Regions from separate parts of the Homo sapiens genome. Here region 1 is linked to region 2. A link is a contact called in ENCODE Hi-C or POLR2A ChIA-PET data. All regions are on one chromosome and are shown on one strand. Each heading gives the region's core, a stretch centred on a gene start or an enhancer-like site at or near the end of the contact. The rest is flanking DNA. Distances are from core to core; before and after follow the strand shown.

The links. Hi-C counts contacts between places; a loop is a spot of excess contacts on that map. ChIA-PET counts read pairs that join two places held with the same protein, here RNA polymerase II (POLR2A). Pooled maps may share reads with other maps.
Region 1: a map of CD4-positive, alpha-beta T cell shows a loop between it and region 2 (8-fold over the local background). The contact joins the promoter of YTHDF1 here to the promoter of MTG2 in region 2. A Hi-C loop is called at or near these places in 1 of 168 maps with a recorded cell type or tissue (CD4-positive, alpha-beta T cell), 1 of 37 single-sample maps with no recorded cell type and 11 of 50 pooled maps. POLR2A ChIA-PET finds 5 or more read pairs at or near these places in 1 of 52 experiments (H1).

What each region holds. Positions count from the first base shown.
Region 1 is chr20:63,213,066-63,217,559 of GRCh38, forward strand. YTHDF1 (YTH N6-methyladenosine RNA binding protein F1) reads right to left here and starts at 3,066. Exons shown (of 5, transcript NM_017798.4): 1 at 2,801-3,066; 2 at 2,512-2,536; 3 at 799-878. The coding sequence starts at 2,827. RefSeq lists silencers at 2,939-3,008, 3,139-3,418.
Region 2 is chr20:62,181,392-62,185,439 of GRCh38, forward strand. It overlaps MTG2 (mitochondrial ribosome associated GTPase 2), which reads left to right and starts at 1,637. Exons shown (of 7, transcript NM_015666.4): 1 at 1,637-1,666. SS18L1 (SS18L1 subunit of BAF chromatin remodeling complex) reads left to right here. Exons shown (of 11, transcript NM_198935.3): 11 at 1-1,123. RefSeq lists silencers at 1,266-1,455, 1,495-1,679, 1,686-1,855.

The DNA.
Region 1 (4,494 bases), core at 1,816-4,315, 1.0 Mb after region 2:
CTCTTCTACAGAAAAGGAAATTGAGGCAAGAGAAGGCAAGCCATGGACACAGGCCAGTCAGTGGTGGAGTTAAAATTGAAACCAGGCTGGGCGCGGTGCCTCACGCCTATAATCCCAGCACTCTGGGAGGCCGAGGCGGGTGGATCACCTGAGGTCAGGAGTTTGAGACCAGCCTGGCCAACATGGTGAAACCCCGTCTCTACTAAAAATACAAAAATTAGCTAGACGTGGTAGTGGGTGCCTGCAATTCCAGCTACTCCCGAGGCTGAGGCAGGAGGAATGCTTGAACCCGGGAGGCAGAGGCTGCAGCAGGCTGAGATCACGCCATTGCGCTCCAGCCTGGGTGGCAAGAGTGAGACGCTGTCTCAAAAAAAGGACTGAAACCCAGGCGGCCTCTGGCTCCACAGTCGCTCCACAGCCCAGCTCTTAGCTGCCTCCCCAGACCACAATTCCAATCATCCAGAGCTAAGAATAACCAGGAAGCTTCAGAAACACACACACACCTCCACTGCGTCAAAGGCAAGACACACCACTGACCCACAAACACTAGAGCCAACTAGACCTGTTTGCATCCCAGCCCCAGTGGGATGCCGCCTCCTCCACAGGGAAAATCATTTTCACCCCACTGATGCCCAAGGTTAACAGGAGTCACATCTTCATGAGCAGTCTATCATTCCTAATACTTTATAGTCTGCTGCTTTGTTGTTTAGGATAATTTAAAAATCAGAAATGACAGTAAAGGTACAAAACAATTAAAACCAACTTAAAAACAAATATATGCTAACAAAATAAACTCACCTGATTTGACTGTCCAGTAAGGTAGGGCTCAAAGTCATTGTCATGAACTGTATCCTTCTGATGTAACGAACCATTTTGTACTAGAACAAAAAGTTGCAAAATATTACCCTCAAATTTTAAAAGATTACTTTTAAGCTTGGAAGGCAAAGTTAGCAAAGTCTATTTCCATCTATTTCTAGCAGAAATTATGCTTTAATTTTAAAAGGAGTACAACCAGTATAGAACTGATGTTTATACAACTAATTAGAAGGGGGACGGGAAACTTTCAATAATTTAGGATAAATTTTAAATAAAGGCTTAATCGTAATTTGGTGAGATTAACCAAATCAAGTGTTAACACATAATGCAAGGAACACATAACCAGGGTGAAAACTGACATGGTCTAAGAAGACTTATGTGTGGCAAAAAGAAGTGGAGCCTCCAAAAGCCCAAATGCAGAATGTATGCCCAAACGTATGGAGAACGGAGGGAAGAAAACTTAGGAGGGAAGGGGCTGCAACTGAAGGACTGTTGGGAGCTATTATCTGACTCTCCACAGTGAACCCCAAATATCTGAGACAGGTCTCAGTTAATTTAGAAAATTTATTTTGCCAAGGTTAAGGACACACCCATGATACAACCTCAGGAGGTCTTGACAACATGTGCCCAAGGTAGTCGGGGGACAGCTTAGTTTTATACATTTTAGGGAGACATGAGAACCATCAATGTAAGATGTACATTGGTTTGGTCCGGAGAGGCGGGACAACTTGAAGCAGGGAGGGGGCTTCCAGGTCATAGGTAGATAAGAGACAAACGGCTGCATTCTTTCGAGTTTCTGATTAGCCTTTCCAAAGGAAGCAATCAGATAAGCATTTATCTCAGTGAGCAGGAATGACTCTGAGTTCTGTCCTTTGTCCACCAGGAATTTCCTTGTGGGCAAACTGTGGGGGAAGTATGTAACTTTTTTTGTCTTAGAAGCTATCTTTTTCAGGAATAGAATGGGAGGCAGGTTTGCCCTCAGCAGTTCTCAGCGTAGCTTTCTCCCTTTGGCTCAGTGATTTGGGTGCCCCAAGACTGGTTTTCCTTTTACACCACTTACCTTCCCACTGTTATTATGCTCAGCCAGAAAAAGCAAGCAAAGGTAAATAAAGTGCTGGGCCTTTTCCAATCTTAAAACACGATGAACCGTATTTGGTTACACCTGAGCTGACACACAAACTGGCTAAAAAAGTGTTCCAAGTAAACGTGAAGTGTCACTTAACAGTTTTCACATGAGTGCGCTCTGAGGGTTTATCCCAAGCCATAATGTCACAGGAGATGCTAACAGACTTGGAAAACGGGCTGCAACTACCGGGGATGTGGAGCTTAGCCTGCAGAACCTTGGACTGCCCCTCTCCTAGAGCAGCCCCTGCTGGGCGGAAAAAGGCAAGTCGCTCAACCCCTGCGGCCATGTCCACCCGGCTCTCCTACCTCCCCTTCCCCAAAGCAAATCCATGATCATGCGGTGGGGAGAGACGGGCCCAAACTACTCTGAGCAATCATTTATTCACTTCTTGAGAAGCCCCTGTCTTCGACCTGTCAAATCTCCCAGAATCGTCGCACAACCTCAAGTTTTATCTCCCTGAAGCTGGCGGAAGAGAGAAAGTTTCCGGTTCCAGACGCAGCTTCCTGGACCGTTCCTTCCCCGTCCTCCTCCACTCCAGCCCGCGCCGGCCGTCCCGGGACTCCGCTCACCTTTATTATCTTGTCCTTTTGTTCTCTGCACCGCCGCAGGCCGGGACGTGGGGTACACACAACCCGGGGGAAGAGGGAAACACAAAGTTATTCACCAGAGAACTGGTCTCCAACGGGCCGCGAGCTCCGCCGGCCCCGACGCGCGGTCACGTGCGACCCCGGCCCCGAGACCCCGGTCCCGCCTGGGCCCGGCCTCCGCGACCCCGGGCTCTGCGTTCCAGCCCCAGGACCTCAACCCAGACCCCGCGCCTCGGCCCCGGCCGCGGCCCCTGTAACCCGGCCCCGCTACCTGGGTGTCCACGCTGGTGGCCGACATGCTTCATGAACAACTAGACGCGGGGCCGGGGCGCCCGCCGGCTCGGGCCTCCCCTAGAGGCCGGGCCTGTCACCCTAGCTCGCGCGGCCCCGGGCCCCGCCGCCAATTCCCCGGGCGCCGGCCGGGCGGCGGCGGCGGCTGCTGGGCGCGCGGGCCCCTGGCGAGGCGGCAGCGGCGGTGAGCCCGGGACGCGGACGCACTGAGGAGGCGTCGACTCCAATGGCGGCGGCGGCGGCGACAGCAGCGGCGACGGCGGCGGCAGGGGACGAGACTGCGCGGCGTCAGCGTGCACGCGGGGCAGGCCGGGAGCGCCGCGCCGGGCCGCCACACTTCGCGCCTGCGCGCTCCCGTCTTACGGGATGGATTTCGCTCTCAGGTCCCAGTCTCGTGCGGCGGGGCGGGGACCGCAGCCGGCTGGGCGGGGAAGCCCTGAGCCGGGGAAGTCACGTGGGGCGTGTCCGGAGGCGCCGCGGGGCCTGGCGGGAAGGGGCTGGCGGGCTGCTGCCAGGTGTACAGCCGCCCACACACACCCCGGCCACAGCCGCACCCCCGACGCGCTACCGGCACTGAGGCCTCTGTAGTTTTCCCCAAGGTCCGAAGACTAAACGCTGTTCTGGTCCGACAGCTGGGCTACGGGTCTGTCCGGGGTCGGTCTGCCCTTCCCCCGCGCGCAAACACCTGCCCGCCCAGAGCTCCGAGCCCCCGCGTGTTCCAGGTCGCGCGCCTCGGCCCTTGCCGCGGGACCTGCGGGCTTTGTTCGCTTTGCGGCCCTGGCCTTCAGCCGCAGCGGAGCCCTGGGCCCGGTCCCGGAGGTCAGCTGTTGTGTGGATGCACCCCTGGACCTGCGAGAGGCTCGCCGGCTTATAACCAAGTTCTCATGTTAGATTCTTGACCCCGATTTCATCACCAGGAGGAAAAGCAGTGCTCTGTGCCCCAGCCTAGGCCGGGCCAGGGGACTTGTCATCTTTGTTCGAGGATGGACAGCCCCTTCTTAGCAGCAACTGTGCAAAGAGAGCCCAGTTCTCAGTTCCTAACCCCTCAGCATCCCCAACCTGGACGCCCTTCTGGTCAAGGTGTTGAATTTCGCTCCCTGCAGCCAGTATCCAATCCTGCCACCCTTGTGGCTAACTCCCTACAGAGGCTTCCAGGTTGATATTTTTCTTTCCAGCTCTGGCAGCTGTAACATCTTCACGTGGCCTGGATCTGGGTCCTGCTAAAGGAGAAAGACCTGGAATGGGGTGTCAGGCAGGTTGACGTCAAATGAGTGTTTTCCACAAAGTGGGCCCGGGCAGATGCGCTAAGCAGGGTGAACAGTGACAGCAGGGACGGCAATGGAGTCCCAAGACGGCTCCAAGCCTGGACATCCGCATCAGTGGGGTAGCAGACAGCCTCTCACACTGCTGCAGGAGGAGGTGGAAACTGCCCCCAGCAGGCCGGTCAGCCACAGAGAGGACTGCTGCTCCAAGTTGCTCCAGGTCTCCCTGGAGCCCTGCCTCGCCTAAAGCTGGGGAAAGCGGGCTGGGCTTGTTTCCCTGGAACAGAGCTGGGGGATGTCTGGTGCCCTGAGGATGAATCTGGATCCCCTGGGACTTTGATGTGTTTGGGCCATGGGCAGACATCTCAGGCCAGGATGAAATCTGTGCATTTGGGGTACATCCGAAAATGAA
Region 2 (4,048 bases), core at 387-2,886:
CACTGAAAATGTTAAACATTTTAGATAACTGTGAAGATAGTTTATTTTTATTCCTTGCCAATCTGGGAATATGCCTTTTTTGTGTGTTTGTGTGTTTTTTTAAGTGCTGTATTAATAATACTTTCTGAAAGAAAAGGACACTTACCCCAAAACTTCAATCTGAAATGTCTTACATTAAGAATATCTTGAATGTTGTGTATATATTTTAAAAAGCACTTTGCAAAATAGTTTGTACATTTATTTCCTAATTTATACATGATTTTTGGTGTTAATATATTTAATGATTAATAACAGAATGTTTATTTAATGTGCTGTCCATTTTTATGTAATATTATGGGGAAAGTGATGCCAGCAGTTCCTTTTCATTATTCTATCTTCTGTCATATGAATGTTGAGCAAAGCTTAGGCCAACATGAATTGTTTGTGAAGTGTGGTTGATGGTGCTTTGTTTTTTTCTGACTACTTCTATGGAAGGCCAGTGAAGAAGCAAAGGAAGACATGAAAATTGACGCTCATTCTTCTTCCTATTGTTCCCTGACATCCAGCAAATTGTGAATTTGAAAAATGATGGCCAGTTTTCAGAAGTGCTGACAAATTCATATTGGTATGCAAAAGCTCATCACCCATTAAGGTTTGTTGTTGAATCAACAGTACTCAGCATATTAAAACAGTACATCAGAACTCATGCCAACAGTCTTTATGATGGGATTAAGGTGGACAAGATCTCCTAAGATCTGTGAATGGGATTAAGGTGGACAAGATCTCCTAAGATCTGAAAAGAAACCTTAATACGCTCATATGGTTGGAGTGTTAAGTGAACCTCTGATTTTGTCAGGGTTTTTCTACGTGTAGGCGTGAATAGGGGGCACCCCTTCAAAACTGTACAAAGAAGACGACTGTTTTCCATTTCCATTTAAACATTTTTAGCCACTTCATTTCTATTTATTGAACAGGTCAAATTTGTCTTGTTATTTGTGAGTACAGTACATTTAAAAAACATCCTTATCGGTTATTTTTTTTTCAGTCGGAGTTTGACGTATAAATTGTTTATGCTTTTGGTGTAATCTCTTAATAAACTGGTTCTTCAAAAATCATCCTATAAAGTGAGTTTTCATGAAGTTAACGGGATTTTGGTGTGATGTGTTTTGCAAATACTTATTACCGAGACCAGGTAGATCGTCACCTCGGCTCCCGGGCAGAGTTCGCGTGCGTCCGCACCGGATTCCCCGCGGCGGCAAGGCGAAGCCAGGGTAAGGGCGGTGGGGACGGCGCCCCGGGGCTGCCCTGCGGTCCCCACTGCCTGCTCTGCGTTGCCCCGTAGCCTCCTCGGGCAACGGCGGTGTCCTCGTCAGACCCGGGAGGTTCCGCAAACGCCGGAGGGGTCAGAGAAGCTGGGGGACCTTGGGCACCGGGTGGAACGGGCGGGGCGGCTGTCCTTGTGCTCGGGCAGCGAGGGCGCCGGCGAGAAGCGCGGCTGCAGCTGAGCGCTCCGCATCCCTCCTGCCGTTGCTCCTGCTTCCGCTACCAGGGACAAGGTCGCCTCTCGGTCCGTCGGCGTGTTTTCTGCACCTGCGCACTGGGCAAGCCTTGGGCTTCCGGAGCCAAAAGGCCCCGGAAGTGGTCGGCCGCTTGCGACGCTCCGGAAGTGACGTGCTTTCCCGAGCCGGTGAGTGCGGGAGCGGGGAGCGGGGAGCGTGGGCCTGGGGGGTGGTCGCGGCCCGGGCGCAAGGAGGGGCCTCGGCTTGGGCCGCGGGGTACCGGGGCGCTGGGAGCGGGAGAGGCCCCGGCCTAGGAGCTGAGAGGCCTGGAGGGCTGCCGGGCTGCGAACCCCGGCGGGACCGAGCGCTGCGGCCCTGGAGTAGCGAGCGCTCGGGCGGTGGGGAGCGGCGCCTTGCTCCCCGGTCCTGCCCCACTCTCTCCGCAGAACCGCGTTTTGGGGTCAGAAGTCTTGTCAGCCACCCCGGTGGTGCTCTGTCACGGGATGGGTGCCGTGTGTGAGTTCCGAGTCAAGTTGTTAGGAATTTGCCTTGATCCAGCGCTCTAAGTATTAAACATTTTAAAGTGATTATTGGCAGTATACAGTTGCACAAAACAACATAAATATATACACATTTGGATGATAAAACAACAATAAAGTTTTGTATTGTAAACGCGCCTCAGGGAGACGCATTTCCAGATAATTCACTGTCCGTGGCTGGCTTCTGCCCAGTGAGAGCGGGTTACCCGTTCTATTCCCATTTACGTTCTCGTAGCTGTGGATACCGAGGAACGGCGTTCACACAGACCTGTAGGTGGGAATTAGAGGGGTTGTTGGGCAGTGTCACTAGAGAAATACCTTTCTTTTGTAAAGGGGAGGACCCATTATAAAAGGGGGACGGGAAAGGAGAATTCAAATTGTTTTAAACGCAGGTTCGTCCTCAGGCAGTTCTGTTTTAGCAGAGAGAACGTAGCGAAACTTGGGCAGAAAATGGATTCCTTTGAAATTATCCTGGCCTTAGTCCCTTGGGAAGTCTGTGTAGGCGAACCTCAGTGAGAAGATTCCTGCCGTAAAATGCAGGTGTCAGCAGCATGCCAGGGAGGCCAGAGGATACTATGTGACTTTGGGCAAGTGACTGAACCTCTGTGAGTCTCAGCCTCCACTGCTTTAGATGGGCATAAAAAATGTAAAGTCAAGAATCAGGTTTCCGCTGGGCGCGGTGGCTCACGCCTGTAATCCCAGAACTTTGGGAGGCCAAGGCGGGCAGATCACGAGGTCAGGAGTTAAAGACCAGCCTGGCCAACATGGTGAAACCCCATCTCTACTAAAAATACAAAAAAGTAGCCGGGCGTGGTGGCAGGCGCCTGTAATCCCAGCTACTGGGGAGGCTGAGGCAGGAGAATCGCTTGAACCTGGGAGGTGGAGGTTGCAGTGAGCCGAGACCGCACCACTCTGCTCCAGCCTAGGCAACAGAGCGAGACTCTGTCTCAAAAACATACCCAAAAAAAAAAAATCAGGTTTCATGCTCACAGGAGGATTTGAGGAGGGTTTATAAAGGGACCGTTTGCAAAGGCAGAGTGCAGGTTAATGACAGTTGGTCCTTTAGCCTGGAACTGGTGGCAGTGGAGTTTCTACTCCTGGACTCCAAAGGATCAGGGAAGGCAGCAGTGATCGGGACAGGGAGAAGAGTCACTGGGGAGGGCTTCTTGGACTGGAGGTGTGAGCCTCAGTCTGAGTGGGCAGGGAGGTCCATGTCCCGGCCTCCTGCTCCTGCCTCCAGTCTCTGGTAGAGGGCCAGGTCCCAGTAGGTTTTCCTATGGGGCAAGCTCAGGCTCCTGACACACAGCACAGGGCAGGGTGGAAAGCTGGTCTGGAAAAGCAAATGGAAGATAGCTCGGCATGCAGTATTACCCCTCGCAGGGTATTATCGTTAGGAATACATTTAAAAGTGGATATATTGGTTGGGTGTGGTGGCTCGCGCCTGTAATCCCAGCACTTTGGGGGGCCGAGGCAGGTGGATTTCCTGAAGTCGGGAGTTCAAGACCAGCCTGGCCAACACGGTGAAACCCCGTCTCTATTAAAAATACAAAAATGAGCTGGGTGTGGTGGTGGGTGCATGTAATCCCAGGTACTCGGGAGGCTGAGGCGAGTGGATCACTTGAACCCATGAGGCGGAGGTTACAGTGAGCCAAGATCCCACCATTGCTCTCCAACCTGGGCTACAAGAGTGAAACTCTGCCTCAAATAAAAAAGAAAAAAAATGGCCAGGGCGTGGTGGCTGATGCTTGTAATCCCAGCAATTTGGGAGGCTGAGGTGGGCGGATCACGAGATCAGGAGTTCAAGACCAGCCTGGCCAACATGGTGAAACCCTGTCTCTACTAAAAATACAAAAATTAGCTGGGCGTGGTGGCATGCAGCTGTAATCCCAGCTACTCGGGAGGTTGAGGCAGGAGAATCCCTTGAACCCGGGAGGCAGAGGTTGCAGTGAGCTGAGATCATGCCACTGCACTCCAGCCTGGGCGACAGAGCGAGACTGTCTCCAAAAAAAATAAAAATAAAAAATAAAAAAT